Regions from separate parts of the Mus musculus genome. Here regions 2, 3 and 4 are each linked to region 1. A link is a loop called in an ENCODE intact Hi-C map of the cell type or tissue named here. Cell type or tissue: heart. All regions are shown on one strand. Region 1 holds the start of Tox2 (TOX high mobility group box family member 2). Region 2 has its middle 25 kb from the start of Gm35750. Region 3 overlaps Tox2 (TOX high mobility group box family member 2). Region 4 overlaps Tox2 (TOX high mobility group box family member 2).

What was found. Hi-C counts contacts between places; a loop is a spot of excess contacts. Peaks named below come from ENCODE experiments on the same cell type or tissue, not always from the same donor. Only the 100,000 strongest peaks of a DNase experiment are listed, where the experiment ranks them.
Region 2: it touches region 1 in a loop (2.1-fold over the local background); 11 of 42 quality-filtered maps call a loop at or near these places.
Region 3: a loop joins it to region 1, with 1.8 times the contacts of the local background. A loop is called at or near these places in 2 of 42 quality-filtered maps.
Region 4: it touches region 1 in a loop (2.5-fold over the local background); 3 of 42 quality-filtered maps call a loop at or near these places.

Annotation. Positions count from the first base shown.
Region 1 is chr2:163,199,992-163,207,991 of GRCm38, forward strand. It overlaps Tox2 (TOX high mobility group box family member 2), which reads left to right and starts at 3,136. Exons shown (of 9, transcript NM_001372575.1): 1 at 3,136-3,271. The coding sequence starts at 3,173. In heart, a CTCF peak has its summit at 7,484 (motif pointing right); a DNase peak (open chromatin) is centred at 3,040; H3K4me3 peaks cover 3,530 bases; H3K27ac peaks cover 2,319 bases; H3K27me3 peaks cover 3,215 bases.
Region 2 is chr2:163,326,842-163,334,841 of GRCm38, forward strand. No RefSeq gene overlaps it. Among named protein-coding and RNA genes, the nearest start is that of Gm35750, 25 kb to the right of the region's middle. In heart, a CTCF peak has its summit at 4,038 (motif pointing left); no DNase peak of the experiment used is centred here; H3K27ac peaks cover 718 bases.
Region 3 is chr2:163,281,185-163,289,184 of GRCm38, forward strand. The region is part of intron 3 of Tox2 (TOX high mobility group box family member 2); the gene reads left to right. Among named protein-coding and RNA genes, the nearest start is that of Gm35750, 71 kb to the right of the region's middle. In heart, a CTCF peak has its summit at 4,780 (motif pointing right); a DNase peak (open chromatin) is centred at 4,767; H3K4me3 peaks cover 1,087 bases; H3K27ac peaks cover 547 bases; H3K27me3 peaks cover 1,014 bases.
Region 4 is chr2:163,248,727-163,256,726 of GRCm38, forward strand. All of the region lies in intron 2 of Tox2 (TOX high mobility group box family member 2), which reads left to right. Among named protein-coding and RNA genes, the nearest start is that of Tox2, 50 kb to the left of the region's middle. In heart, a CTCF peak has its summit at 4,103 (motif pointing right); no DNase peak of the experiment used is centred here.

The sequences.
Region 1 (8,000 bases):
TGTAGGCGAGGAACAGCAGAGCTGGCCTGAGTCAGCTTGTTCATTCTCTCTCGCTTCCCACTGAGGTTAACAGGAAGAGAGGTTTCAAGGTCCACTTTTATCCTGAAGCTAACAAACATGGTTGTGGTATTCCTTGGAAGGGGGGTAGGGTATCCTATCTGATGAGGCAACAGAATAAGATAAAGCCATTAGGGTAAAGCCAAGCTCGGAGAACTGTCTGTCTTCCCTGGTAAGATCCTCACCAGACTTCTCCATGTCCTCTCGAAGTCTTCCTTCTTCTCTGGGAAGGGCTGACAGGGGTGGCTGCTATTGGCAGATTCCAGAGAAGTCACAGCAGTTTGGCTCCTAGGAGTCTTTTGAACCATGGTGGACTTTGTTGACAATTTTTTTGCTAGAGTTGATGAGACCAAGAGTGCTGGGGTGTGGCCAGTGGGAAATGCTGGATGACAGATTCGGGTTTAGCTGTAGCTTTGGGTCTGCCATTAGCTCTTGGGCGTTAAGCATCCCTCACTGATCTCATGTGGCACTTTTATCTCCTGACCTCAAAGGGCAAGATTTGTCAAGATACACACACACACACACACACACACACACACACACACACACACACAGAGAGAGAGAGAGAGAGTAGAGCAAGCACACAGTTCGTGGTGAGTATTGATAGTCCTTCTGTGCTCAGAAGGAAGACTAAGTTGGGGGCTGGCGGCTTCTCTCACATTTTCTGTTACTGTTACTGGCCAGTGAGACAAGACAAGAAAAAGCAACGGAACATACAAGGATTGGAACTTAAGAGAAAACTTTCATTTTATTTACAGATGGGAGAGAGCATAGCTCTAGGGTTTTTAAAAGCCAAAGAATCCATGTACAAATGATTAGGGTTAGTGAGTTTGGCAGTGTTTCTGGTTTTTGGAACATTGTGTAAAAGTTTATTTCCAGTATATTCTAGGCCTATATGGTTGAGAAACAACCTCAAAATTTTGTAGCTTAAAATAATATGCACTTATTATCGGTCATGGCAACTGAATATCTTGTCTATCTATTTACCAATAATCTGTCTATTTATCGAGACAGGGTCTTCCTATGTAGCCCTGGTGGTCTTGGGACTCACTATGTAGATCAGGCTGGACTTGAACTCACAGAGATTCTGCCTGTGTCTTCAATCCAAGTGCTAAACATTTTGGATTCAAGAAAGACCATAATCTTTTCAGGGCTTCTCTGATGATTCCAGCCCTCCTACATGGTAGCTTACAGCTCCAAACAAGAGCCTGCTGAGAAGTCAAGCAGGTGAGACTGTGTTAGCTTTAATGAACTAGCCTCAGAAGTCATGGTATTTACTAAGAACCACTCGCCAAAATCAGCCTTTCTAAGAGGGAGGCATTAGACTCTACTCCTAGGGAGGAGTGTCAAAGGATTTGTGGAGGTGTTAGAAAGCCTTGACCATCATATTAACAAACAAAATAAATAATTGATAATAGCATAAAAATGACAAAAAAAAACCCAGTTGTAAATCTAATAAAAGATGTGCCAGGTTTTCGCATACGAACATGGCTGAGAGAACTTGTAAAGAAACCCTAAGTGGGTGTACCATGTTCATGGATAAAATTAATGCACAGAGAAAACACCCTCTTCATCCGAATTGGGATAAAGATTCGATGTGAGAACAATGACAATCCCAGCTGATTTTTATTAAGGCACCAAGGCCAATTGCCAAGGTAGTCTTAAAGAACAAAATGTGTGTGGACTTATTCTATGGGACATTAAGATTTATTACAAAGCTGAAGTAGTCCAGTGGGCTAATGGCACAAGGAGAGAAAAGTAAACAGGACAGACAGACAGCACAGAAGCCATCCACGTGCACATGAAATACTCAATTCAATGCAGAGAAGTGTGTGTGTGTGTGTGTGTGTTTCAGTGACTATTGCTAGGTTAGTTGGGTAGCCAGATCTGGGAGAGACAGGGGGGGTGGGGGGGGGGAGGAGAGAGGCTTGTCGGAAATTCCTTTTTGATAAGGCTGAGCCTGGTGTTTCTAGAAACAATGACTGACGTTTATTTAGAAGCTCTTTCCTTTCTGGGTTGTAATTTCCCTCTGTTGTTCTCCAGCCTTCGCTGGAAGACCAGTTCCCACACTGCTCTTGAGGTGCCTGGATTTCATGGTTGCTGCGGTCCTCGCTCCCGGCCAGGAAGCAAGTCCAAGAAGCAGTTATGGAGCCTGAGCTAGTTTCAAGCTGTCTCCTAAGTGGGCAAGAGGCTCACGCTCTTTTCTCCAGTTGTTCTTCCCAGGCAGGCTTCGAAAGTATTCCAGAACCTGGAACCCAGGAACTGGATGGGGGTGGGGTGAGCAGCAGACAGCCCCTGATGGTTCTTCCAGCTAGCAAGTGTCTGTGGAACAAGGGTGCTGTTACAGATGGACGGACGACAAGGGGCAGATTCACACTGCTTCTCTGGGGTTCCGAAAAGCTCTGGATGGTGGCTAAGTGTACGCTAAGTGTACGGGGCTTCTGAGCCTTCCCGTCCTTACCAGTAAGGGGGAGGGGACTTTCCACAGTCTTCATCCAAGCGCTTTCACTTCTGCATGCTCTCCCTTTCTGGTGCCTCGATTTCCTCATATATAAAATAAACCTTTATGCACGTTGCCCCCTCCCCCCGTCCCTCTCTGAATAACTCAGATGAGCTTGAGGTGTGTGTGTTGGGAGGCAGGGAACTATTCTAAGACCCATGTAAGGCAAAAGGTAAGATAGTGCCCATCTCCAAATGGATGCTCCTTCAACCACTTCCTACTTGCCCTGCAAGCAGGGTGGGGATTGACACTGTCCCCAATATTTGGGGCTGGGAATGTCCCATTTCTGGACAGGGGTGGCCTAGAGATTTCTCTCTTCTTGGTGACAAAAGGCGGGACAGGAACGGTCCACTTGGACTGGCAACTAACTCTAGGGGCGGAGGGTTGGGCGGAGACCAAGGCGACCAGGGGGCCCCCCTTGCCCTCGGCGGCTCCCGAGGCCGGAACAATAGCGCTTGCGGGCGGGGCGGGGGAGGGCGTGGCGGGAGGGCGTAGCTCCCCTCCGGGCACCGCCCCCGGCCCGCCCCCCGCGCTCGCACACGGGCTCGCATAGGGCTCCCACGGCTGCCCGCCCAGGCACTGCCCGCGGGAGCCGCCGCCGCCGCCGCGCCCGCCATGGACGTCCGCCTGTATCCCTCGGCGCCCGCGGTAGGTGCGCGGCCCGGGGCCGAGCCGGCCGGCCTGGCACACCTGGACTACTACCACTGCGGCAAGGTAGGCGGCAAGGTAGGCTGGGGGCCCGAGTGTCCCGGGCTGGAGCGTGGGGGGCAGGAGTAATCTCGTGGCTGCGGACGTAGGCACTCTGGGGGCGCACACGGGGACACGCACACAACATCTTGGACGACGGGCACGTGCCACTCACACCGCTACCCTCGCGGTCGGTCACACATGCTGGGAGTTGTAGATCACGGGCAGAAGTCAGCCCGACAGCTTCCCGTAAGACGACACAGTGACACACTCACCCACGCTTCGCATTCATTCACAAGCCGACGCGCAGCGACTCTCTGTCACCCAGCCAGGCGGCACCACACACAGCCTTCGCCGTCCCACATAAGTCACGGTGCCAGTCATTTATCCTCAACCACACGCAGCCACTCGCCCACGCACAGGGCTACGATAACATACAAGTCACCTCATCTATCTACACTCATACACAACGCTTCCACACAGGTTCGCAGCTGCTGTCACATCCAGTGGCAACGGGGGACAGTCACACAAAGAAGTAGCTCCGACAGTCACAGCTCAGACTCACAATGACCCACAAGTGTACACGTTCGGTCACGCAGATCCATCCCCTGGAGGAGAAGCCCCAGCTACAAATCGCCCTGACGGCCACCTAGTCACACCCGGACACACCCAGGGACAGTCACAGGCTCCAGCACCCTCCACTGCTCGCCCCCACCCCTCGGTTGTCCACACTCGCGCGTCGGGGTTTTAACTTCTCGGCGCTGAGCATTAATTGGGCCGTTTACTAATTGGCCGTCACTACCCCGTGGCGCCTCTGATTTTATGCCGGTGTCGTCCAATCAAGGCCTATCCCTTCCCTGGATTGGGGAGCTAGCGTCCCTCCAGGCTGGAGCCGCAGCGAGGAGGTACACTCTCGCTCCCCGTCCCCACCATTTTTCTAGGTTCTCTGTGCTCAACTCCAGCCAGGGCCCCACAGCGCGGCGCCCCCGGGAGGTAGTGCCTGGATCCCAGGACCAGGGGCATCGGACCCCAGCTCCCCTTTGAGCTCAGCGGGCACGGTCAGGGGCAGCGGCGCTGTCTGAGTCCCCTTCCCTCGCAGGGAAGGGAACTTTGAAACTTAGTTCGGACGCCAGACGGTCGGTGCGTCCCCGGGTCTGTGCGTCGGTCGGGGTCAGGCTGGAGCCGAGCGCGGCTTTTCGTCACTCGGAGCCCGGATTGAACAGCGCGCGTGGGTCTCCGGGCGGTCGGGACGTAGACGCGCGGGCTCCGCGGCGCTGCGTGGTGAGTGCGCGTCGGGTGGCTGGATCCATGACCCTCTGGGGGTCTGTCCCTTCCCTACAGGCTGTCCGCGCAGCCCCTGGCTGCGGGGATGTTGTCGGGATGCTGCAGCAGCCGAGCGTCCGGCCGATCGCTGGGCCTCCGGGGCTGGGCCTCTCTGCAAGTGCATCCTCAGGCCCTAAGGGAGCGGCTGCGGCCGGGAGCCCTCTGCAGTTCGCCCTGGTCCGGGCGGCGCGGGCCACGCAGGCCGGGGCGTCCCGGGGCGGAGGTGGGCGGCGCGCATCTCTCGGAGTGGGGGGGGGGGGGGGGAAGAGCAGATTATCTTTTGTGCGCTGATCCGCAAAGTTGGAAGCCTGAGAGGGGGGATGGTGCCTTAGAGAGAAGGCGGGTTCCGGAGTCGCTTCCAGTGTGGTGGTGGGAAAATGGATTAAAACCAGCAAGTGGAGTTTTACCAGAAGCTGAAGGATGGGGCGGCAGGTCATCTTCTGCCCTTGGCTTTGTTTAAAATATCGAATGGGCAAAACGGGGTTCACCCTCTGGTTTGGTGGCCGCGGTGGAGATTGGGGATTTATGCCTTAAAGTCTGGGTACCCAGGCTGGGGGCGGGGCAGGGTAGCTGGAAGAGGTCTTTGGGAAGTGATGTATCTGCAAGCGCCACCAGAGTGGGGCCTGTCTCCCGCCGCCGCCTTTGGGAAGTAGGACGCTGCCGACCCCCACCCCCCAACCCCAAACCCCCACCCCCATCCCCGCTACCGCCACCTCTTTATTCGGAAGCTCTAGAAACCTCTGACTCAGCACCAGAACCTCCGAGGTTGCAACCTGCTGGGAAGGGCACAGAAGTGGAGGGTGGAGATTTTGGTTTCTATCTGTGCACTAAGACCCTGGCCTGCAGCTGAGGAAGTTTTGAGGATAGTGGGGTGGGAAAAGCCACCAGAATGCTGGAAAGGAAGGTGCAGAGCATGGGTTTAGATGTGAGACCCGCAGGTTCAGCCCTTCAGGCTGGGGTGATGGGGCACCTGGCTCAGCCTGAATCCAGATTCCTGTTGACAGATTCCCCAGTGTGCTGTGGCCTTCCGTGGTGTTCTTGAGGTTCACTGTGACCAGGAACTCCACCCCCCGTTTTTTTTTTTTTTTTTTTTTTTGTCTGACACCAGAAACTGATGATTGTGGAAAAGAAAATGTCCAGGTTTCTTACAGAGGCTCACTATCAGAGTTGGAGACCTAAGGTGTAATAGCCACTCTGTGTGTGTGTGTGTGTGTGTGTGTGTGTGTGTGTGTGTGTGTGCGCGCGCGCGCCTGTGTTGGGAGGTGCTGTAAAATAGGTTATAGAGCCAGGACACAGCCCACACACTGGGGACTCTGTTCCTGGAGCCAGGACAAGAGGCTTGTCTCTCAAGCATTTGCCCAAACGATGTCAGACAACCGTGGGGCAGTTGACCTGGAAGGGCCCTTGGCGACGGTCCCCTTGGCGACCATCCCCTTGGTGACTGTCCCTTAGCAATCCTCCACATAGAGATTCCCAGCCTCTTTAAATCAAAGTCATGAGCACTAGCTGCTCTCTTCTGCTGGGTTTTGTTTGAGCAAACACACAATGATAAAAAGCCACTGAGCTTCATTTTAGCTTCAAAATACTTGTGTAATTTATTAATTACAGCAATGTTAGCATGCATGAGAAAAAATTGTCTAGTAGGTATAAAGCAAGCACGTTATTCTTTTTAAAAAGAAAATGTAGTAACTGTTTGGTAAGCACCGGGGCTCCTGGCTTCTGGCATGGAGGATCTGGGGTCCCGTGATCTCTGCTTCACGGCAACACGGCAAAAGTCAGTCATGGAGTAGCAGGTGAAAGTCAGAGATGAGACTGAATCCAAGTTTCTCAATTCACAGCAGGACAGCAGTCCAGCCTCCTTGTGAATCTCTCTCTGTCGTGCTTTTGGGACTGGGAAATCTATGTTTCATCCACGGAGGATTGAATTTCTTCCATTCAGACTTTGGAAGGCTGGGAGCTCCCAGCTCAGCCAAAACAGACTGGTACCAAGAGGTCACTGGGACAGGGCGAACCTGGCTTCATAGCTCCATATGTGGCTTTGCGAGCTAAAGAAGATGATTTTCTAGCTCCTTTAAAAAAAATTACAATGCATGCATGTGCAGTCGTTCAAGTCAGAGAGCAACCGGAGGCTCTCTCCTTTCCACTGTGTGTGTCCCAGACGTCCAAGGTTTGGCAACAGGTCCCTTTACCTGCTAAGTCGCCTGTAGGCTTTCTAGCTCTCTGTTAACACAGAGTATGATCTAACAGAATAAAATGTAAATGAGCTTGGTTAGCTATAAACACCCATGAACCCACTAATCCAGTCTAGGTAGAGAATATTTCCATTACCCCCAGAAAGGCCCTTGTTCCCTTCCTAGTGAGCACCCTACCTTTGCCCCAGCAGCAATTTCTTACCGGGTTTCTATTCCCCACCTTTTTTTTTTTCCGGATCATTTTAGGACTGTGAACTCTACATGAGCCCCAGTGTGTTACATACAGCATGGGCATTTAGAGTATGGCTTCTTTTCTTTCTTTTCTTTCTTTTCTTTTCTTTCTTTTCTTTTCTTTTTTTTTTTTAGCTCAATCTGTTTTTTGCATTCATCTTTTGTGTGTGTGTGTGTGTGTGTGTGTTTGTGTGTTGTTCCACTTTGTCACTGAGTGATATTGCATCGTGTAAATATAATACAACTGGTCACTTTATCTGTGGATGGGCATTTGGGTTTGTTTCCAGTTTGGGGAAATTGTAAATAAAGCTACTGTGAATGTCCGTCTACAAGTCTTCTTTCAAGGGGAACAAATTGTCTATTATCACTGAGCCTTGGTACCCTCTTTACAGTTTTTTTTCTGTAAGATTTATTTATTTTTGTTTTATGACTGTGGGTATTTTGCCTGCCTGTATGCATGTGCAGGATGAGCATGCAGTACCCATCAAGCCCAGAAGAGGGCATCAGATCCCCCTGGAACTGGAGTTAACAGATGGTTGTGAGCCCCAGCATGGGTGATGGAAAGGAAACCTGGGTCCTTTAGAGAAGCAGTCAGTGCTCCAGGCTGACCCTCATTCCCACCATGTACCCTCTGGAGGACATTGCCTACTTCTGCGATTCAGGACACAGGCGTGAGGGATGCAGAATAGAAAAGTTCTTGGTGGTAATATTAAAAAAGAACTAGGAAAGTTCTTGGTGGTAATATTAACTGCCTACCACCTACTCCAGCAAGAGGCTTAACCTCTCTGTTCTAGCATCCTTTTATCCCTATTTGATACACACTAAAGGCCAACCTGGGTGGCTCTCCCTGTGGAGCACGCTGTGGCCAACAACATCTCTCTTTCTCCAGGATCTCTCAATAACTAGTAATGCTTGGGATATGGGATGTTCTACCATCTGTCAATCAACAAATATTTATTAATCACTGTTTTGTGCTAGACCTTTTCTAGGTAACCAGTGGTATGACAATG
Region 2 (8,000 bases), 130 kb after region 1:
CACCAACCCAAGCCTCACCCTCTGGCTGCCTCCACCTCAGGGAGTGGTGACCATCGCAGCCCACTCCGTTCTACAGTGATCATGGCCACACCCCATGGAGCTCCTGTTTGCCCTTGTGCACTGCATCTCAAAGCTGTGGCGTGAGACTCCCAGAGCTATGCACCTTCCACTGCTAGGGACACTGTGGCTTGGACCTTAGAGCCATAGCCTGTCATTAAGAACACGCTGACCTGCTGCAAGTAGCCCACCCCCACTGCTCCAAGAGCCTCTTCTCCTTTCCCAGAGCCATCCTCTTGCTTGAGGTCCTCTGTTTACCCTTTCCCACCATGCAAAAGCAAAGTCACACTCTTAAACACGTATACATACATGGTATATGTGTACCTACTGCATACATAAACATGCCACCCACAAACAGCCCCTATATACGCATACACAAGACACAGAAGTATGTCTTGCACACATTTGCCCATCACATGCATGCAGCATATACTACCCAGCCTGCATCCTAGCTCACGTGTTAATTCCTGCACTCACTAACATACAAACGATCTGCTCCTGAAAGTTGGAAAGAACTTCCATGCAAAAAGACCAGAGAGTGCTCCTAACTGTTTGCTCATCTTACCAGCTCCACGACAGCGATAATTCAGTTCTGCTTCTCAATATGTACACAATTAATTAGCTCAAGCGCCCTAGGTGCTGGAGGTCAGCCCTTCAGAGTGAGAGGCACTGGGTGAACCCATCACCGGTGAAGCCTGAGGGTTTGACCCTCCAGGGGAATTTTGAGAATGTTCCAGAAAACCGTGAAGGGAGGGGGCTGGGCATGGTGGCCTAGGGATACCTTGTGCACTGCCAGCATGTCCTCCACACAGTTGGACACAGACACTCACACACAGTCATAGAGACACACACTCACACATATACGCTTTCTCATATGCTCACACATACACTCCAACACACACATATACTCAAACACACTCTCAAATACTTACAAACTCACACAATATACTCACACACTCACAACACACTCATACATTTATGCACACACACTCGCATGTACACATACACTCTCACACACACCCATGTACACACATGCTCACTCACACATTCACTTTGCTTCCATGGACAATGGTACTGGTGAAGACCTTCCCTTTGGGGAAGGAATCTGGAGAAATGCACAGTAAACAAGGATTCCCAGAGACGCTCTGAAGTCCTGCATCGTCATGATGATCAGAAGACACAAACACCATGAGCAAGAATGGCAGGCCGCCCCGCTGTCAATCTGGAGGTGAGGAGAGGCTACTTAGAAGATTAAACAGATGGCTGGGCAGTGGTGGTGCATGCCTTTATTGCAAAACTTGGAAGGCTGAGGCAGGTGGATTTCTGTGAGCTCAGGGCCAGCTTGAGCTACAGAGTGAGTTCCAGAACAGCTGGGGCTACATAGTAAGACCATGCTGGTCCCCAAAAGATCAATATTAAATATTACACTTCGTTTTCTTTTTTTTATATAAGACTTTATCTTTTAAAAACTTGTGTGTGTGTTGCATGAGTGCAGACTTGCGAGCATAGCAATCTGGGCGATGAGAAGCATAATTCTGATGCCTTCAGAACACACAGGCCCTGCACCCTGAGCCATGTCTCCACCCCTTAGTTCTTTCCCGTGTCCATGATTTTTACTTCTTATAGCAAACTTATTACAACTTAATAATATACAACAGAGAATTTTGTTGGCTTAAGTCTTTTGTTTTAATTTTGATTTCTTTTATAATTATATATATATATATATATATGAATGTTCTACCTGCATGTATGTCTGAGTGCTAAATGCATGATTAGTGCCTTCAGAGGTCAGAAGAAAACTCCCCTGGAACTGGAGTTGCAGATCTTAATAAGCCTCCACGTGGGTCCTGGGAATCAAACCTGCATCCTTTGCAGAAACAACAAGTACTCCAAACTTCTGAGCTATCTCTCCAGCTCCAGTTGTTTTGGCTTTGGCGTTTGTTGTTTGTTTGTTTTGAGGCGGTGTCTCACTATGTGTGATTGCTGGCACAGAACACACTATGTAGAGCAGACCGGAATCAAACTTCACAGGGATCGACCTGTCTCTGCTTCCCCAGTACTGGGACTAAAGTCTGTGCCACCGCACATGGCAGCTCTGTTTTACAATGATTAATTTGTGTTTCTGTACATAGTTATGGTATGTAGAGCCTCGTTGTCTTCCCCCACTCCCCGTTAGCCCTCCTCACCTCCTCTTTTCTTTTCCTCTTCTCTTCCCCCCAGCAGCCCCCCCCCCCACCCTCCTAGTTTCATTTCTATCTTCAGGCCATATATCCATATGTGATATCACATAGCTATATAAAATACAGGAACCACGAATGAGAGGAAAGAACTGCTATTTGTCATCCTGAAGTTGGCTTCAGTCACTTAACATAACTGTCCTGGAACATGGTGGCTCCTTGGTTACAGCTGGGTCACAGGTATTGCCAAAGTTCCCTCCGTTATTAGCAAAGCCAGGTGCTTTCTCCCTGATGGATGCTTTTTTCTAACTTTTGCCTTTTTGATTCCCCCATCTCTGTTGTGGTCAGGCACACATCCCAGTATCTATTTATATTTTCAGTTGTGAGCCCAACCTTTAATGTCTGAGCCATCTCCCCAGTCATCCAGTAGCTTTCTATCTCTAGACAGAAGACTAGACTCCTCGTCTCTGTGTAGGTGGCCTCCAGGATGTGCTGGAATCCCTGACCAGCAGGAGGTGGTTATTTCCCTTTCCATATCCCCTTTGCTGTCCCTGTCCCTGCCTCTCTGTCCAGTTCACTGTCACGGTAGCTTCACACAGCCAGCCCCCTGCACCTCTGACCTCCATGGTAGCCCAGCTCTTTAAATTTCCTGCCATGAAGAAATCAGGTGGTCTGAGTTCAAGCTCACACAAAAAGCCTCACTTTGACCTAACCCCTGTTTAAAGTTCCATTCCTAAGGCACTACATTCAGAGGCCCTGGATACCGGGCTTCACTTTGTGAATTTGGGGACACTCAGTTCCTTCCATTATAGTGCGAAGCTAACAACAGTGTCGGTTGTTTCCAGCCAGTGGCTCACTAAGCAAAGGGCAACAGGCTTGGATCAGGACTGACTCCGTGCGGGATGTGAGTCCCCCAGTCCCTCTCCTGGGAGGGTTCCACAAGCAAAGAATGCCACACCCCTCCCCCAAGCCTCCCACTGATCACCTAGATCCACAGATCCTGACTGGGGTGTGTGACAGGGAAGCCACTAATGTGTCAGGTGTGAACACTTCCCACATCTCCAGCATGACAGTTAACCATAGCCATCTCTCCGACGTGTCTTCCAAACTCCACCCTCACATTTTTCCTGTTTTCTTTCATGCTAGTCCACAAAACGTCTGTATAACTGTGCCTATAAACTCACTGATCACAAATGTAGTTGTTAATTCAAGTGCCTCAGGATTGGGCAGGTAAATTCGAGCAGGGTGGCACACAAGAGGGCTTAATGGAGAGTGTGGCTAAGTGGAGACACTGCTCTGCCAAAAAAGTATTATATTCAATGTACTATGAAACATCTGCTAGCCACACACAAAAAGAAAAACCCCAAGCAGCTGCTAGCATCTCATCTAAGTGACCTCCACTGAAGACTCGGTGAAAGGTGGGTTTTGAAGGCAGGTGCACAGACCTGCTTTTGAATCTTGGTCATTTTATTTTATTTTATTTTATTTTATTTTATTTTATTTTATTTTATGTGTATTGGTGTTTTGTCTGTCTGTATGTCTGTGTGAGGGTGTCAAATCCCCTGGAACTGGAGTTACAGACTGTTGTAAGCTGTCATGTGGGCGCTGGGAATTGAACCTGGGTCCTCCGGAAGTGCAAATCTTAGGTTCTTATCTGCATAACACAGCATTGCCTCAAATCTCAGAACTGAAGTAAGGAACATAAAGAATAAAGCAGGCAGTAATGACAATGATTTTATTTTGAAATCAGCGTCTTCCAGAGCAAGTCTGTTTTCATGTGTGGAGCAGTTGTGCCTCCTGGTGGTAAAAATTAAGAACTGCACCTTAAATAATCACGCTAAATTGCACTCTACGGGTAAAGCAATGCATTCGAATCCAGTTCTGAGATAAAGTGAGTTACACAATTGAGCTTCATGCTTAGGCTCCACGTCCAAGACCTCTCCCTGCAAGTACAGCCATACTGAAGTGGCTCTGGCGATAGTTTAATACCACTTGGTGTGCAGTAAACCCTTGCAAAGCACTCAGTCTCCCGAGACAAATCTACCTAGGCCCTGGCACCTTCACTGGCTCTGAGCCCCTCTGGGCCTGCACTGGGTATCCTAATGGGTACCTAGTTGGTTGGTTGGTTGGTTGATTTGGTTTGGAGAGTTTTAGCTGTTTGTTTGTTTGTCTGTTTGTTCTTTTCACTGATCAGCAGTAGGAAGGGGCTACCCAGGCCTGGAGCCTGTAACCAAAAAAAAAAAAAAAAAAAAAAAAAAAAGGAGTAGATCTTGCAGACTCCAGAAATGTCACAGGAGTAAAATGTACCCTTGGATTGTAGGAGGTGCCACCCAGATTGCTTTTAAGCAGAAAGGTATGGCTTCGGGTTCGTCACCAGGGATAAAATCTGCATCCCTGAAGTCAGACAAAGAAAGGCTGACTTGACCACACATCTCCCTTCCCAGAGGTGGGGGGGGGCTTGAGGTCACGGGGGGGTGAAGGGAGGATGGCAATGCTTTCTTTACCTCTCTTTGCCTCTGGCCACTTGTGCATGCACCTGTGCCTGCTGTGGCTGTGGGCAGAGTTCACTTCCCACAGGAAGAGAAGGCACCTGCACATAGGCCTGCCAGGGAGCTGGTGGCCCCTTCCAGGAAAGCCAGAGGCCAGACCGGGCTGCAGACGGTTAGGCCCCCGGAAAAGCCCACCCACCCTTCCTGCTCCTTACACTCTCCTCACAAGATCCTAGACTCTTGTTTTCTCTTGCACACTGATGTTTGCTATAGCACTATCCACAATTGCTACCTCATGGAAACATGTGAAGCTGGGTGTGGTGGCGCACGCCTTTAATCCCAGCACTCGGGAGGCAGAGGCAGGCGGATTTCTGAGTTCGAGGCCAGCCTGGTCTACAAAGTGAGTTCCAGGACAGCCAGCGTTATACAGAGAAACCCTGTCTCGAAAAACCAAAAAAAAAAAAAAAAAAAAAAAGGAAACATGTGAAGTCATAGAGTGTGAAGGAAAACAGACACAATTGTAGACCACACTAAGTGGATTAATCCAACTTTGGAAAGACAAATAACATGCTTTCTCTCATTTGTAAGTCCTAGATTTTTTTTAACTAAATTTATTCTTTGACAACACTTCTGTGTGTGTGTGTGTGTAAGTGTCTGTTCACGTGAGTGTGTATGTGTGTGTGTGAGTGTGTGTATATGTATGCATGAGTATGTGCAAGTATGAGTGTGTGTGTGTGTGAATGCATGTGTGTGAGTATATATTAATATGTGTGAGTGGGTGTGAATGTGTGTCTATACATATGAGTGTGTGAGTGTGTGTAAATGTGTGTGAATGGGCCAATGCATATGTCATCACCACCCCTGACCAGATGTGTGATTTCCCATCCTGCTCCCGAAACTCACTCACCCCCCCTTCCCAGCCAATCCCTCTCTGCTCTACTACCACCTCCTCCCAGGCAACCATTGCACTGACTCTGTCACCGAAGCCTGGTGTTGCCGTCTGGAGTCCTTCACATCGCTGTCCCTACCATGTACGTTTCTGCTTCTCTCACCTCCTACAGTGGCTTTCAGAGGGGATCCTGTCGTCTCTCGTCGCTCCTCACTATTATGGAACAGATCCCCTAGTGATGGACAGAGCTGTTTGTTTTCTGATTTGCCTGTTGACAGTCACATGTGTTTCTGGCTTTTGGCAGCGATGCCCAGAGCCCCTGTGAACATTCTTGTTCACGTCTTCTTGGACATATGTTTCCATTTATTTTGGGTAAATACGTGGGAGTGAGAATCCTGGATCATAGGGTGGGTATGTGTTTTAACTTCAGCAGAAGCTGCCAAACTGTATTCCCGGGCAGGCAGACAATCTGGCCAACTGATTTCAACAACCCATCTCATCAGCCAGAACGAGCCACCAACTGCCTTCCTTCTCAGAGACTGCACAACTAGTCTCTGGGCTTCTGGAGACTGGAGTGGCTTCAAGAGGCAGGCAGGGGCTGGCCAGAAGCAGAGGATGAGATATGGAGAGATACCCAAGTGGCTTGCCTCTCTGCATCTCGGTTTCCCCTGCAGACCTCGCAGGACCTGAATGCAGAGAGAGTCTGAGATGTCTCAAATGTCTACAAGACAGCTGAAGGGAAGATCAGGACAAGGATGAGGTGAGATTATCAGGAACTGCTGTGGACGCCAAGGAAAAAGACCCTCCCACTCCTGAACGCCGTGCCATGGAGGTGGAGTTGGGCTGCCACAAACTTCCTATAACTTTTCTGATGGCTAACTCCCTGGAGCCAGAAGTGAGTTTTCGTTTGGCCACGCCTCTATCCCAAGGCTCTCCCTGTCTGTATTCCCTGCCCTTCATCTACAGCCAGTGAAGATTCAGTGTCAACCACAGTTTCTTGATCCAAGTTTTAGAAAACTGTCTTTAACGCAAACGGATTGTACAGGCCACTCTCTCTAAAAGACTCGTCAGTTGGGTCCACAAGCATCCAATGGGCAACTAGAGGCAGGAGGAAAACGTGGCTTTGTCACACAGGAGGTGTTGCTTGGCTCCTAGAGTACTTGCCTAACATGCACAACCCGCCCCTATCCCCCACCCGCAGCATTGCAAAAATGAGGTGTGGTGGTACCCGCTTGTAATCACGGCACAGTGAAGGAAAAGCTAGAGGTTCAACATCATTGTTGTCCACAAAAACCTGCCTAATATGCCAGAAGTCCCCACTAAAAGCAGAACAAAGAGATGAATTATAGTTAAAGGTGCTTGCCACAAAACCTGATGACCCGGGTCCAGTCCCCAGGCTCAGGCCCCATAGCATGCATCACACACACACACACACACACACACACACACACACACACACACACACACCACCCTATGTCTAGAAGCCATCTTACCCTGCCCCCCCAGCTGCCTGTTCTCCGGCCATGGCACTGACTCCTTTGTCCAGTGAGACTGAATGTTTAAGCAAGATGAATATGGGCTCTTGTTTTGGCTTTACCTGCCCCTGCATCCGTGGTGCCTGGACCACTCACCCCATCTTTCCAAGCCTTAGTTTTCTCATCTTTAAAACCAAGCAGTGGGGTTCTTGCATGGTTCTCTTGTGCTCATGCATGGCTGGTATTATTAGAAGTGTATTACTACATACACATCTGCACACTGGCCATTGCTGCCGCAAAGAAGGAAGTTGTCACGGGGCAGAATCGGGAGCTGAGGCAGCAACCTGACTGTGTGTAGATCTGTGTGAGCTGAGCTGCGCTGCTTACTCTTCTGCCCCAGGAAAGGGAGAGGAGGGCTGGCAAGGACCAGCTCCTCCAAGCCGTGGAGCAAGCAGGCAGAGAGGAGAGAGGAGGGGTACCCGCATCCACAGACACAGTCAGCAAGCATCCCTCAGCGTGCTTTCAAGGTCTGTCGGCATGTTACCCTCCAGGTGCTGGTTTTTATTATACAGGTTCAAGGTAGGTTTCCATATCCACCTGCCAAGCTTGGTGCCTCCAAAGATCATCACTGAGCTGGTGTCTCTCAACACAGCCAGGTTCCCTGTGGTTCCCTCCGGGAAGCTGAAACTGCTTGCTACAGATCCCAAATGTGCCTTTATACTCCCGGGTCCCTCTCTTCTCTGCTGCAAGGCAGTGGTCAATTATCACAGCTCTTAACAGTGTCCATTATTTCCCACCTTATAAAATACCTCAATTGACTCCAGAGCCACACAGGTCAGGAACCAAGACTGAAAGACATCTTCCAGGCTGTGTTCTATATCTAAGCCACCAGGGCTCGCCCATCTGGCCAGCC
Region 3 (8,000 bases), 81 kb after region 1:
GTCCTTGGTGTGGAGACTGGAGGTTGATGTTTGGTGCCCGCCTTAATCACTGTCCACTTTGTTTTTTAAGTTCCATATGTGTTTGTTTCTATGGATATGAATGTTTGTTGGCGTGTATGTCTGTGCACCACGTAGGTGTGGTGCCCTTGGAGGCCAAAAGAGGACGTCAGATCCCCCAGGACTAGAGGTAGAGACGGTTGTGCGACAAACGCTGCTGAGAATCAAACGGAGGTCCTTTGGAAAGAGCAGCCAGCGCTCTCAGCCTCTGAGCTCACTGATTAAGGCTAGCAGGGTTGGTCAGAGTACTGGGGAACCTCCCATCTCTGCCTTCAGGAACTAAAGGCACAGAGAGTCCAAGCTTTTTATGTGGGTGTTGGGGCTACAAATTCAGGTCTTCATGCTTACGTGAAGCACGCACGTTTTGCTCACGAAGCCATTTTTCCAGCCCCTGCTTTGAGAGATTTCTTGGAACTTAGGCAAGCCCATCCTCCCCCAGCCTCAGTTTTCCCATCTCTGGGCTGGGCTTAGGATCTCAGCTTTGATGAAATGGCATGACTGCATTACCAGTTTCACTGTACTAGACAAGCACATGGGTAGGAGGTGATAGAATTCCCAGTGTTCCTACTATATATGCCAAGTCGTTGGGAGCCTATTCAAACTAAAATCAAGTCCCGGGTGCTGAGTTTTAGACCCTTTGTGCTCTAGTCTCTGTTCCAACATGTTTGCAGAGCTCGGCAGTTCTCTCAGGACACTAGGGCTACTGGCCAGACCCGGGGACTCCCAACTCAGGTGAAGGGCCTTTGCAGGCCAGTATCATGCAGTAGTCGTTAGATGCAGCACTGAAATCTATTTGCACGCTTGCTTTATATTTTCTCATGAGAGAACCTACACACAGCCTTGGGTTGGGCTTGCCTGGGGATGGTAAATCCCAACTGCAGGTCCTTATAGACCTTCTAACACTCCTCTGCCCCTGCTGCTGCATGCCCCTCCCTGCCAGGGCTTCTTCCTGCTCAGGGCTCCTCTGGCCCTGCCCCCAGGCTCAGTCTACCCTCTTTGATGGGTTGACACACTGGCTATCTCCCTCAGAGTCTGAGGCACAAAGACCAAAGATCTCCCAACTCAAACTTTTGTCCCTAACATTTCTTAATGACATGGCAGTAAGGCCAATTGTTTTTCTTACTTTTAAAAAATTATTTATTTGTTTTTTATTTTATGCACATTGATGTTTTGCCTGCATGAATATCTGTGTGACGTGTGTAACGTCTGGAGCTGGGGTTACAGACAGTTGTGAGCTGCTGTATGGGTGCTGAGAATTTGAACCCAGGTCCTCTGGAAGAGCAGCCAGTGCCCTTAAGCTCTGAGCCATCTCTCCAGCCCAACCAAAATAATCTTTATTATTCTTAATGTGTGGATGTTTTCATTTTGTGCTTGCACAGTTAGCTTTGCCTTGTAACAAACCACCACAACACTTGATGGCATAAAACAGCTCATTGTAACCACCTCTCTTGACTCTTGAGCTTCATGAACTTGAGTTCCTAAGATTCATGAACTGCCTCTTGTGATTTCTGAGGTCAGCTAGCCATTTGCCTGAGCCCGGTGTCTAGGACAGTCTTACCTCTCCGCACCTGGCTCATGTCAGCTAGAACCAGTTGGGATATCTCAGCTATGAGTCTCTCATCACCAGGAGCCTAGAGAAAGAGTGGGCCCCAGGGTGGAAAATTTTCAAACTTCTTATTAGCTGCTAGTCCTTTGGCCAAAGCCAGTCACTTGGCCAACCCAGAGAGCCAGGCAGCAGAGCAAGAGACCCAGTTCATCGACGGAGCAGAGTCCTGCAGAAGGAAAGAACTCAAGAGACAGGATGGGGGCCCTTTGTGTAACCTGATATGATTAGTTTTAACTGTCAAATTGACTCAACTTGGAATTACCTGGGAGAATTTCAGTCGGGAAACTGTCTAGATCAGGCTGGCCTGTGCATAGCTATAGGAGATTGTCTTGATTGTTAATTGATGTGAGAAGACCCAACCATTTGTGGGCGCCATCGTTCCCTAGTGAGCAAGCAGACAGTGTGGGCACATTCGTGCCTCCCTGCTTGTAATTGTGGTGAGATTAGCTTCTCAAGTTCTTGCCTTAACTTCCCTGAAATGATAGACTGTGTGTGGCCCGCTATTATAAATTCCTTTCTTCCCTAACTTACTTTTTAAAAGCATTGTCCTGGTTAGGGGTTTTGCTACCTTGGTACAAGCTAGAGTAATTTGGGAAGATGGAAACTCAGTTGGAAAATGCCCCCACCAATTGGCCTTCGGAGAAGCTCAAGGGGGGCATTTTCTTGATTACTGATTGTGTAGGAAGGCCCAGGCTACTGTGAGTGATGCCACCCCTAGGCAGGGGGTTCTGGATGTTAAAAGAAAGCAGGCTAGTGAGCTATAAGGAACAAGCCAGTAAACAGCACCCCACTATGGCCTCTGCTTCAGTTCCTGCCTCCCAGTTCCTGTCCCCGACTTTTCTGGATAATGAACTATAAACTGTTAAATGAAACAAACCCTTTCCTCACCGAGTTGCTTTTGATCAAAGTGTTTTAATCCAACATTAGAAACCTAACTAAGACAGATTATCTATCTATATATCCATCCATCTATCAGTCTGTTTTGTTTGGGGGGAGAGAAAGAGGAAGGCGGAGAAAGACTGACTTTCGGTCTGTCTGTCCCCCAGAAGACAACTTGAGGGAATCAGTCCCCTCCCCTTCCTCCATGTGGGACCTGGAAATCAAATTCAGGTCATAAGACTTGGCAGCCTGTTGCTGTACCCATTGGACTATCCTGCCCCCCTCCCCTTCACCCCCTGCAGTTGTTTTTTGTCAGGACAGTTTTATCACATGGCCACAGAAATAAGAGTAGGACACTTCCTGTTTTCCTTCCCTTCCCCTTCCATGTCACTGTAGATATCTTGTTTTCTTGATTCTTGAACACCTTCCTAAGGTCACAGGCATGGCTTTGTGCTGTTCCCATTGGTTTGGGACCCAGGGCAGGGGGTTCAGAGTCCTGTGCCTTGTTTTTTTTGTTTTTTTTGTTTTTTTTTTTTTCTTCCATCTGTACCACGGAGGTCAGGGCACTTGTGCTGTAGGAACTTGGAAAGTCTGTGGTTGGAGGAATCCAAGTGGCACACAGTAGGTCCGACCAGTGTAAGCTACAGTGCGTAGAAAAGCAATCCACTCACGGACTGGGTCTGAGTAGATGCCACCTCCTCTCATCTTGGAAAGCCAAGTGGGAGGCCCTTGAAGGCTGAGGATGGGGTGGGGGCAGTCAGGGGTTGGAGGGATCAAGTACATCCATTCTGACAGGGTGTCATGATGTCATTCTGGCCTTGGCATTGAAAACTAACACCAGTGACAGCTCTGCTTCTTGCGGAAAGAGTAAGGGCCCGAGAAACAACTTGTCTTAGCTCCGTGACCAGAGGCGTCCATCACAGTAAACGCAGGGGGAGCCATGTTTTCACCTCCTGTCGGACAGGAGTGGGAGGAAGACCAATTTCCAAAGTGGGTCCTGGCCGGTCAGAACCAGGGCCACTCAGAGGCCTCATGTTTTCTTGTTCCACACTGGAGTCTGGGTGCAGTGCCCCTCCCCCACCTTTTTTCAGAAGCCATAAGCCAAAGAAATGTGTCTTTTTACATTTTATAAAACTCAGGGAAAAAATGGCTTTAAACAGCTTTTACTCCCCTGCTATAATTATTTATTTTCAAACACTCCTGCAGGGGACTGCTCCGTCTTCTTATCCCAGACTCCTTTTGCTCATAAATGAACCATCACTTCAATAAATCATTATGAAAACAGAGACTAACACCGGCTCTGAGAGGTTGAAAGATTTATGTAACACATTTATGTCTCCCATTTTCTCATTCTGGTACTCCGCGGCAAAAGCTAAGCTAATAAAAGCTGCTATTAATATTTCTTGTTGCCTAGCAACCCGAGAGCGGGAGTAATAGCTTGGGCTAGAAAAATAGATGACCGATAAGGAAAAATTCAATTCTTTTATTATCTCAGGGGAAATGCCCTTTTACTGGAACATTATGATGTACGAGTGTGAAGTTGAACACAAAAGATTTGTGTGTGAGTGTGTGTTTCTATTTTTAATGAACATCATTTTACCTCCCCTAACTCTTTCCGGGCACTTTTGTTTTCCTTTGCACCCCCCCCCCCACCATCCCGTCCCTCATGCTTAATTTAGCTACTAGTGTAGTTAAGGATCTGTCCGTGCTTCCTTTTTTTTAGTTTAAAAATGGTTGCTGCAAAGGTTTACAACTCGGTCATAAAAATTCACTCCCCGTTAGGACGCAGAGCAGTGATAAGCCAGCATGCAGCTGGCGTTTCCACAAATGGATCACATTGGTCGAGAGATAAGATTCATGGATTTTTTTTTCCCTCAAGAAGGAAGGTCAGAATGGAATAAAGTATGTTTCTCCCCCGCCCCATGTTTTCTTTGGAATCCAGGGATGCTGTCTCTTCAGAGAATGGTTTGCCCTGAAGTTTGGGAGTGTGTTCAAGGAGGGCAAGGTTGGGACACAGTCATTTAGTCATTTATTGAGCACCAGTTGCTGTATAAAGTTTGGGCTCATTGCCTCTACCCACTTGTCCCATGTAGAAAGGGAGGCTTAGAAAGGTCGAGGGCTGATCAACTGATTAAAATAGCAGTGTGTGCAGTGAGGTCCTCACCATGGAAGCTTTCTCAAACGTGAGCGGAGCCCGCTGCTGATTTGTTGGGCAGGACAGTTCTCAGCAGAAGAGGGCTGTCCTGTGTACTGCCTGATGAGGGCAGTCCTGTGTACTGCCTGATGAGGGTTGTCCTGTGTACTGCCTGATGGCTGCGCTCTCAATTTCTACCATTTGGTACCCTCCACCCCCATTTAAAAAAAATAAAAGCAAAAGCAAACCAGTCTCACCAGAAAAACTGTAACGTACTTGCCTTGCAAGTGTGAGAACACGAGTTTGATCCTGAGAACCCACATTTCAAGAAGCCAGGTGTGGCGACATCCTGCTGTAATCCCAGTTCCCCAGACAGAGACAGGCAGATCCCTGGCGCTCTCTGACCAGCCAGTCTGCCTAGTGAGCTTCAGGTTATCGGCAGACCCTGACTCAATAATCAGGAGTGGGAGGCATCTGAAGACTCTAGATTATCTTCTGACCTCCATCCATGCATGCATGGATATCTGTTTACACGTGTGTGCACATGCGCGCACACTAAATAAATAGAATGCAAATTTTTAAAAAGCATTGTATCAAAATATTATCTTCCTGACGTCTGTGCTTTTTGGTGTCCCCGTATAGTGTTTGAATGATACTCTTGCCTTTCCCAATTGCAGACCACAGGGAAGCCTTCTGAGCAGAGAGAATTGTGCATAACGGTCCCCAGTTAGAAATGATCTTTGCCACCCAAAGGACATTTAGCAATGTGTAGAAAGTGTGTGAGTGGGTATATATCTGGGCATGCACATGTTCCATGGCATGCAGGTGGTTGTGAGGACATAACTTGCAAGAACTGGCTTTCACTGTCTGCCACATGGTTCCCAGATACCAAACGTACGCGGTTATACATGAAAATAGGTATCATTTCTCCACTCCAATCATTTTAAAAATCAAAGTCAACACAACAACATAGACAGTGTACCAGGCACCCTTGTAAAGGAGGGAGCAGGCTGAACACATGGAAGGATCCACTGTCTGTTTCTAGGCTACACGAGCTAGCCTGAGCTAAGCCTATGTTGTACCTTCTCCAGCATAGGCATCTGGTAGGGGCCAGCTAGCCATTGGTGTCTGGTTAGTACTGGGTGAGTGGAAAGGGGGAATTGATTGCCCAGTGTCACTGAGCTGGACAAAATAGAGAGCCGGAACCTGAAGCCAGGCTTCGGAGTCCCAGCCTGGTGCTCTTGGCTCTCTTTAGATGGGTTGGGCTGACTCTTCATTGCTTATGGGTTATACTCAAGCCATGAGAGATGCAAAGGCACTCTGGAGTGCTCCCAGTCTGGGGATGGGAACACAAGCAGCATCCCTGACTTAAGCTGGCATCCACTTGACCCTCCCTGTGACTGGCTCCCTTCAGCCTCTCAACCTCCATAATAGGCAAGAGCTAGTGAGGACCAACGACCTAGGCACCCTCAAGAACAGAGCCACCATAGCTGGCCCTCGGGGCACAGCTCATGAGCATATGGTTCTGTGTATCTTGGCCTATGGGGGACACAGAGCACACTTTGCCCAGGCAGCTTCTGAGGAAGTTTCTCCACCTGGATGAGTTAATTTTCTATAGCTGTGGTCAGCTAATTGGTTTACCACTTACTCTGTGCTTGGCCCTCGTAACCTTTCATATTTGATATTTCCTTTAATCTTCCACTCGGGGGAGGAAGTGCTGCTGTATACATACGTATATACATAAATGCATGTATACATATATACAGATATACACATATGCACATATACATACATATATACATTTACATATATAACGAGATGACAAGGCACAGAGAAAAGACTTGGCTCAACAGCTATCAAAATGGGATGTCAAGGGTTCTAGGCCACCTCTTGGTGAGTGAATGGAGACTGAGTGAGCCAAGACTGAGACCTACTTTATGTGCTTAGCCCTTATAGAAGCCTTTCAGGCTCCTGTAGATACAGGGAACATGGGATACCCAGAGCTAGACTTTCCCTGGTGCTCCAAGACCCACAGTGGTGTTAGAGACCTGGATGAGAGTCTGAAGGACACCTGCTGAGACTTCCAGGTTTCTGTGTCCTTGAGTAAGGAAGAATTGGATGGGGTCAGGGGTATCGGTAGAGCTGGAGGGATGACTCTGCTGTTTAGAACACCCAGAGCTATTCCAGAAACATCCAAGTTTGATTCCTAGCACCCACATCAGGTGGCTCACAACTGCATGGAACTCCATCTCAGGAGGAGGAACATTCAATTTGATCTTCTTGACTCCACCATCACCACCACCCACATCCTCTCCCATTACGGCACACGCTCACAAGACACACACAACTAATAAATAAGAATATTAAAATAAAAAAAAATCAAGTGTGGTGGCACACACCTTCAACCCCAGCACATAGGAAGCAGAGGCAGGGGGATCTCTGTGAGTTCAGACTGTAGCAAGTTTCCAGGACAGGCAGAGCAATGAGACCCTGTCTCAAAAACAAACAAAAACCAAAAAGTCAGCAACAACAACAACAAACAAAACAAAACAAAAAAACTAAACTGAAAATCTGGACCAGGGACCCGTGGATTGTGGCAGAAACAGAGACTGTTTATTAAGAGAATACTCCTGCTTGTGGAAGAGGGCCAGAAGCTAGGAAAGGTTAGGAACTCAATGACACTGGGACAAGGCAATCTAGACCTTTTATGGGTCTTGTCCATAGCCACCTTGCCTGCCCCGCCTCCTCCTACATTTGATTGCCTCCTTTTCCTGGGCATACTCTGTTCCTAACAGGTAGCCTGGGAACGGAGAGGTTTCTAGATTTTTTATATTCTGTTATCCTTGTTAATCTCAATGTCTCTTCCCCGCCCCCAACACGCCCCCCTCCCCACCCTCTTCTCTTGCCACAGTGGCAGGGAAGGCTTCTTGGATGTGGTGCCTTTAGGACTGGTCATGGGGACAGAGAAGACAGCAGCAAAAACTGGAGAAAAAAACTTGGCCCTGTAGGGATCTCTCTGTTCGCTCCCAATCCCTCCTGCTGTGACTGCGATGTTTTATGGTTGCTTAGCCGCCCTCTGGAACCGACCCCTCCACCCCCTGCCAGGCTGCTAATCGGAGCTGTGACCCCCTGGCCTTGGAGTGTGCAGAGGCCAGGTGTTTAACAGTCTCCCAGGCAAGAAGCCAAGCTCTGCAGCAGAGTGCGAGCGGAGAGAATTCCGGGGAAATCGCAGCGACATTCGTCAGCTGTGGTTCCAATATTCCTGTGTCTAATGGCTCTCTCCTCCGAGTGCATATTCAGTACCATGTTTGGGAAAATGAGGTT
Region 4 (8,000 bases), 49 kb after region 1:
TAGTGCAGTCCAAGTGGCAAGGATGCTGATCGTGGGGTGCCACACCCCACTCATTCTCTGGCCTGCCTCATGTGAGCGATATCCTGCCGTCGCAGAGCTGCCTTTGTGTTGCTATATCATGTGCCAGCCTGCAGGAATGGTGAGCGAGACTCCAAGGCCTGGGCGTGTCCCAGTGACAATGCTTGGTTGTCCAGATTCAGCTTGTCATCCCAAGGGCTCAGAGCTTACTCTGAGCCTCTTTGAGTCCAAGTCCAAGTCCAAGGCCACACTGGACTTGGGAGCAGGCTGCACTCTGAAGTCAAAACCAACCTCTCACTTCCTTAGACAGCTGTTTGTGGCTTCCAGTTCTGACGAGGGGCTAGGGTTGTCTCTCGTGGCACCAGTTGGTTTTAATTTCTGGCTCTTTTCACTGTCTGCGGTCATCTGCCACACTTGTGATGACTTAGATGGTGGCTGACCTCCACACAAGACCGTGACCTCCGTGGCATGCTGATTGTGAACCATACCCTCCACAGAGTTGTGGGTGTGACCCAGAAAGCACTCCGGGAACACTGGTGTCATGTGTCAACGTGGCCTCCTTATTTATCCTTTGAACCTCACCTTCCCTAACAGGAGAGCAGGGTAGTTAAGGACTTCTCATGAATTCTTCTAGGTCTTTTTGCTGTCACCAGAGGGTCTGCCTAACTTAAAAGAGACATTAGGAGCTGGGTGTAGTGATATTCACCTGAGCTCCCAGCACTTGGGAGGCTGAGGCAGGAAGATAGTTAAGTTTGAAACTAGTATTGGCTACCTAGTATATATACCTAGTATAGCAATATTCCATATAATAATAATAATAATAACAATGTATATACATAGTACAGCAATACTCCATATAACAATAGTAGTAATAATAATAATGTATATACCTAGTACAGCAATACTCCATATAATAATAGTAATAATAATAATAATAATAATAATGTATATACCTAGTACAGCAATAATCCATATAATAACAACAACAACAACAATAATAATACTGTGAGAATAAGTCTAGCCAGTTGCATAAGCCAAATTTAATATCAGCAACTTAACAAATGTAGCCGTGAAAACTTCTCATAGTGTATCTTTTCTTTTTTACTGCAAAATAAGGACCTCACAATACAGTGGCTAAAAACTACAAGTGTGTAGATCGTTTCGGGTTGTATTAGTTGGCTCCCCCCATATCCCTCTCCTCCCAACTCCTCCCCGAAACCCCAAGCCCCTGCCCTCCCCCATCACTGGCTAGCCTGAGGCTATAAACATGGCAGGGACAGGTTCCCAGAGCAGCAAGTCCAGAAGCTGTCCTCCACCCTCTTGAGGCCCAGACATGGAACTGGTCTGTCACCACTCCCAGCTCCTTCTGATGTCCAAAGCCAGGCACAGGACAAGTATAGATTCAAGCAATGGGAACAAGATGTCAGCTCTTGGAAAGGGGGACTGTAAAATACTGCAGCCCTTTTGCAAATGGCTGTGTGGGAAGCAGAGAATCTGAAGCTTATGCTGACCTTGTTAATGAATTAACTCAGCCTCCTCAGGATGCTGGGCCTCTGGTCTGTCTTTAATGGCAAGGGATGGCCAGGAATTTCCCTCTCTTTTCTCTGGAGCCTGTATTTGAACACACTCACATGTGCACGCGTGAACACACACACACACTTTCTTTCACAAGGTGTTGTCTTATCAGCTGTAGGAATTGTACTGCCCCAGTTAATGTAGAACCCATGTGAGCATGAGAAAATGAAGGTCTCAGAAACTAGAAGATGTGATATATCTTGTAAGTATGTTTACATCCCAGGTTCAGCCAAACAGCAAGGTTCACTGGGCACCTTGTGATTCAGAGACCCTGGATCTGAGCCGGAAGCCATTTCTAGCAAGCACGAGCTTCTAATATGTTCCAAGCAGCAGTCTTAGGACGCGGCCTAATAGCCATCAGTTCTCTCCTGGCTGAGAGCAGACCCACAGCTCTAGGGATCTGTATGTCCCAGAGCTATAGGGATCTGTACATCCAGGCTGTGTGATCTGGGAAGAAGGCTAGAGCTCTCTCAGACCTGGACTCTGTTCCTAGCGCTTCTGTGCCCAATATGGGCCAGATGTCTCTCTCTATGCAAGGGATGTTAGCTTCCTCCTAACAGAAAGAGTGACACCTGCCTGTTGGGATCCTGGGAGAAGCAAATGAGACAGGGATATGGGTTCTGTTGACACCGTATCAGAGTCCCTTCAACAGTCTAAGGTATCCAGGTCCAGCTGCGGTGGCCGTTCACCACTGACTTATCTAGAAAATTGGCCTCTGACAAATGGGTCACTGCAGATGGCACACACACACACCGCCCCCGCACCCATGTAACTCCCACGGAGGCTGAGTCCTGGGCCAGGCTGCAACCTGCTCTTTTTCTTATCCTCTAAGCTCCTTTCTGTACTGAATCTCTCAGAGAAGTCTCATCTCAGGCTGATTTTGGGTAAATCTAAACTAAGAGCCTACGCAAAACACCAGTGTTCAGAGAAACCAGCCATGACTTATTTCTATTGTCTTATTCCTGTAAATAATGTTCTGGTTACACAAGATGCGCATCTGGTCAACTCTGTATCAATGCAAACATCGCTTCCTCTGTGGGAATCCCCTAGACATCTTGGCCCAACAAATAATGTCTGTCCCTTCCAGGTACTGCAAATGCTAGTGTGTCATGGTGCCTTTCTGACTGTGGGTAGTTTTCTGATTTTATGGCTGTGAATAAGATTTATACAAACGTTTTCAGGGTTTTTCCTAAAATTTTGTGTGCGCGCTCGAGTGCTCACGCATGCACGCGTATGTGTATACATGCGTCTGAGAAGGGGTTGGGGGGCAGACAAATGGGTTGAGACTGATGACATGAGGTTTGCTAAAGCTCTCAGTAGCAGGAGTGGACACAGGGAGATTGAGGTTGGGTATGCTTTAGGCAAATGAAGGATCCAAGATTATACTACAGGCAGAAGAAATGGAGACACGTAGGTGGTCTGAGATGTGATTTTGTAAATCAAGCTATCTGATTTTGAGACTACTAGATGTAGAGAAAGAAGGGAGGAAGAGAGATGGGCAACTCCCAGAATGTAGTGTGGCTGTGCCATCTTCTGCTTTGGGGAAGGGCAGGCTTGATGAGATGGGACTTGGTCATTTGACATTTGAGAGGCCCATTTAAAAGCAGTTAGATGGCTGTCCAAGTCAGGAGCCATTATGTAAAATTGTGACTTCTGGGCTTGTGGATCAAAGCCCTGGGAGGATAAATGAAACGTAAGATAAGAGAGCGCCAAGTAATGATCCCCCTGCCATTTTTTTGTTCTGTTTTGACATAGAATCTTTCTATGTCCTTCCATAGAGCCTTAGAAGCCACAGGCAGAGTGTTCTAAGGACAGAAGGTTAGGGAAAGATGGTGTTGGATCCACAGCCCCTTTCCTGTCCAGAGATGATAAAATTAAAATCGGGCAGAGCAGCACAGAACTCTAGAGATAGAGGCAAGAGGATTCTACGTTCAAGGTCGTAGTCAGCTGAATAGCGAGTTCAAGGTCAGCCTGGGCGACACAAAAGTGTCTTTAAAAAAAATTAAAGGCAAGGTTTCTAATCAATTAAAGCTTTAAATGGGCTGAGAAATCAGAAGTGAACCAATAAGTGTACCTTTACTACACGTTCCTGTTGGCAGGAAGATGCTTCTAGTGGAAGCTTTAGAAGAAAAGGTTTAAAAACTAGACCACACCCTAACTTGAAATGGCGTTTGCAATACCAGAACACCAGAGAGGAGATGCAGGTGGGAAACTGGGCACGGATACTCGAAGTTGAGGACCAACTTCCTTAGTACATAAGACTTACGAGAAATCAATTCAAACCCACAGTGGAGAAGGGAAGGAGATCCGAGCCAACCATTTACCGAAAGAAAATACACAAAAGAAAAACTAAAGCTGCTATTTTTTTTTTTTTCATCTATCTGGCTGACAACAAATCCCAAGGCTTGATGACGCACATTCCCTCAAAGTCCTTCAGGAAAACACATTTTATACATTGTTGTGGAGAGTGTAGACTGGTCCTCATAGCTTTTTATTGGAAGCCTCCTTCCAGTAGGGGGCAGTGGTGGATGCCCAGAATAGGGAAAAAGGCAGAAACTTGGATCTCAAGTTTTTGCCTCATTCAGTTCCCTTTGCCTATATTGTTTTCTTGCTGAGCCTCAGTTTCCCCATTAATAATCAGGAGAGGGTGTTGCATTTGTCCCCTCCCTGCTACGCACACAAAATGGAGTAGAGAAATGACTTGGCAGTTAAAAACCCTTGGTTGCTCTTGCTGAGGATCTCGGGTTCAAGTCCCAGCACCTATGAGGCGGCTCACAACCATCTGTAACTCCAGTTGCAGGGGATTTGATGTCCTTGCCTTCTTATGACAAGGGCACCAGGCACGCATGTGGTGTAAAGCCATACGTGACAGCAAAATATTCACACACACTAAATTAAAAATAATTGATGGGCTTTAACATTTGCTGTGAGCTTCCCAGGGCTTAGGCACTGGAGTCAAAGGTCTGCTTCACACCACACAGCCTTCGTTAGTTAGGCACAGCTGTCCCCCATCTAACAGGTGAGGAAAACGCCTCAGTGGTTGAGGTTTTGTGAAACCAAACCACTTCCCAGTAAATGTACGGGTGGGTAGGCAGGAGGCCTTGCCGCCAGGGTTGAAATCTGAGGCTGTACGCTTAGTCACTCTGGCTTCCGAGTCTGTGTACATTGCAAAGGGCAAAGATGACATGGCTCTTATTGCTTTAATTAAAACTGGGGTGAAGGCTCGAGATTCAGATTAAAATGAAATTGTGTTTCGCCCGCTGCGGTGCTGAGAAGGCAACGGCAGCGATTACGCCCGAGATTACAAACAATCAAAGAGAAAAGGGCTTTTGCAACCATTTCCTGTTGAAGCCACAAGCATCACACTTTAAAAATAATTACGGCTGTGTTATTGGAACATGATTCATGAATTCTGAATAAATATGAGGGGCCTGAAAGGAGAAAAAAAACGGCTTCAAGACCATAGATTTGCTTTGGATCTGATGAAATTTAATGTCATCTCCCAGCTGGAGAGTAAAATGCAGGGAGGAAATAAAACCCCACCCTATGTACAGGGAGAAAATGGAGTGTGTCACGGGGAGCTGATGTGCACACACCCTTCCGAAGCACGGGCTCAGAAAAATGCACGAGTCTCCCAGGCTTCACTGAAGAAAACTGCAGAGAGCTGGTGCTTACATCTCTCCAGTCTTAATTTTGCATTCTGGTGGCTAAAAATACATTTACGTTAAAGCTCTAGATTCCTGCCTGTGTGAGATGTTTCGATAGGAGACATTAGGGGACGTGCTTAGTGGAGGAACTTGGGCGGTATTCATCTCAGCTCCCCATCATAAAGGTATTTCTCATACAATGCAGTCAGTGTTTACAGCCTATAGTTTGTTTCCTTCCAACTATTATGAGCAAAATTGAATCCCAGGGAACATTCACCCTTTCAAAATGGGGTGGGAACGATAAGAGGAGGTGGGGTGGGGTGGGGGAGGGGCTGGCAGTGTGTTGGTAATGTAATTTCAAGGGTTTTCATAAAAATGGAGCCCCTCCCCCTCTCCCAGCCCATCTCAAAATGACTATGCCCTGTAGGGCTTGGCTTTATACTGGAGGAGAGTCAAAGAGCCCCTGGATTTACGTATGTGCTCATTGCAGTGTGCGAGCTTACCCTATGAACAAGAGAAACATGGCCACACATAGCGACCACCTAGAATGGCATTGGGCTCTAAGCTTCTGAAGGCTCGGGAGCCTGAATCTAGTGTCTGTGTAGCCTCTCGCTCTGTGCCATGGGGTGGGTGGTTTGCTCTCTCCCTAATCTTCTATATCTGTGAGTGGGCACCTCTGAGGAACTTTCCAGGTTATCTCTTGTCACCTGGATATTTTCCTCCTCTACCACGTGCCCAGGAATACCCAGAAGGGACAATGTCTGCCCATACTGCTAGCGAGTCCTTTGCTATCTGGTTAAGTCACACCAATTCAGAAGAGACCCGGAGATGAGGTCATCAGTCAGTGGCTTTGAGACTATTGTCAAATCAACTGAGACTGCAGTAAGGAAATGTCGGTGAGACGGGCTCATCGGGGTGCTAACATGAAAAGTGTGGGCTTTGAAAATGTAACCAGCTCTTCCAAGACTCCATGGCATCTTTAAGACATCCCTCAGAGGGATGTGGGTAAGAGTAACTAAGATGCATTGGTACCCAGAGAGCATATTCCTGTGTCTGGCACACAGCGCACAGTAGCTAGAGAAGTGTTAGTCAGGTTCCCATGCTGCTGAGGTTGCGTCTGCCCCGGATGTGTCCGGATCAGGCATCAGAAAGATGAGCCAAGGGAGCGCACTTACTCGGTGAAAATCAGATTAGGGTAGGCGTTGAAATTAGAAAGATTTTCGTGAAATTATCTTGCTTTCAAATGTGCCAAGAAAGTCCCTAGAAAAATCACAAACCTAGTGAAGGATGCCTCCTGATCTTTTCTAGCCCATTGGAGATACGAATCCCTTCCTACCCAGCATCCTCTGCCACGTGATCGCAGCTCACAAGGGCACTTATAGTGGTTCTGCCTTCCATACGTTCCAAGTCTGAGGCTCTGATGGGAAGGAAGGCCCAGGAGTGAGGTTGTGCCTCAGCCAGGCCTGGCCTTACCTTCCTGTCAGTTCCTCAGGAAGGGTAGAGCCTGGTGGGCAGTCTATCCCTTGTGCTCCGGTGGCTTCCCAGTTCTGCACATGTGACCGTGACTGGATTCATTGACCTCTCTTGGTCTCACTTTCTACTGTAAAATGGGAGTGTTAATATCTAGCTTGTAGAGTAGTTAAAGAGACCCACAAAGCAAAGTGGGGTAACTGTGTGCCCACAGTGAGCCCTCTCCTCAGAGAAAGCTAATTTACAGTTTCGACATGAGCAGCAGTGAGGGAGGCAGGGGAGTGTTTGCTCCTCTTTTATGGATGTTTTTGCTAGGACTGTGGCATGGTGACTTATCAAAGCTTATGTTCGGGGTAAACAGAAGTTCAACTCTGAGACCCTTTAGCCAGAATAGTGCCCCAGGCTGCAGAAATACATCTTTTTGCTTCATGGCAAAATCTATGTTTATAAACACCTATGGGCACCTAGCTTGGTGTGAGGAAGTTGGCTTGTAGGACTGGGAAGTTGGGGAACTAGAGAGCTAGGACACTAGGGTGTGGGTCCTACAGAGGAGGCTAAAGCATACTGGGAAGGATGAGGGTGCTCCCCAAACTGGAAAGGATGAGGCAGGTGGTCTGAGAGGCAGTTCTACTTTGCATCTTTCCCATAATAAATGGACTCTGAGGAGCCTGGAGAGGCTCAGGGGCTTTGAGACTTGGCTCTGCCTTACTCTCAACCATCCACTGCGCTGAGACCAGGGTACTGGATACATCTGTGTCATGAGTGACCATTGAGTAGTTTTATCCTTACCCCCAGTAAGCAGTTATTGCAGGACACAACAGTGACATAGCCAAGAAAGGCAGCAGGGACATTTTAAAGTTTATAAATTCCTGTGTATGTGCGCGCGCGCGCACACACACACACACACACACACACACACACACCACAAGTAGAGAAAAGTCAGAAAGTACTGTATTAACACTGGAGGACCCGGTTTACTTAGCCAGTGCTGTGTCAGCTGGTACAACCACTTTAGAAAACCATTTCTCAGTATCAGTGGCTGAAAGTGCAGCCCCATGGGCCAGCATCAGCTCCATGAGTGCATCCGTGAGGTCACCAAAAGGCACATCAAGAATGTCCAGGGCAACGTTTCTCATAAAGGCACAAAGGTGATTAGGCTTGGTGGTACATGGCTGAAATCCCAGCTACTTGGGTGACTGAGGCAGGAGGATAGAAAGCTCAAGGCCAGCCTGGGCATTTTTAAAGAGGAGGTGAGGCTAGGCTGAGAAGGACGAAGGAGTCCTTGTGAGT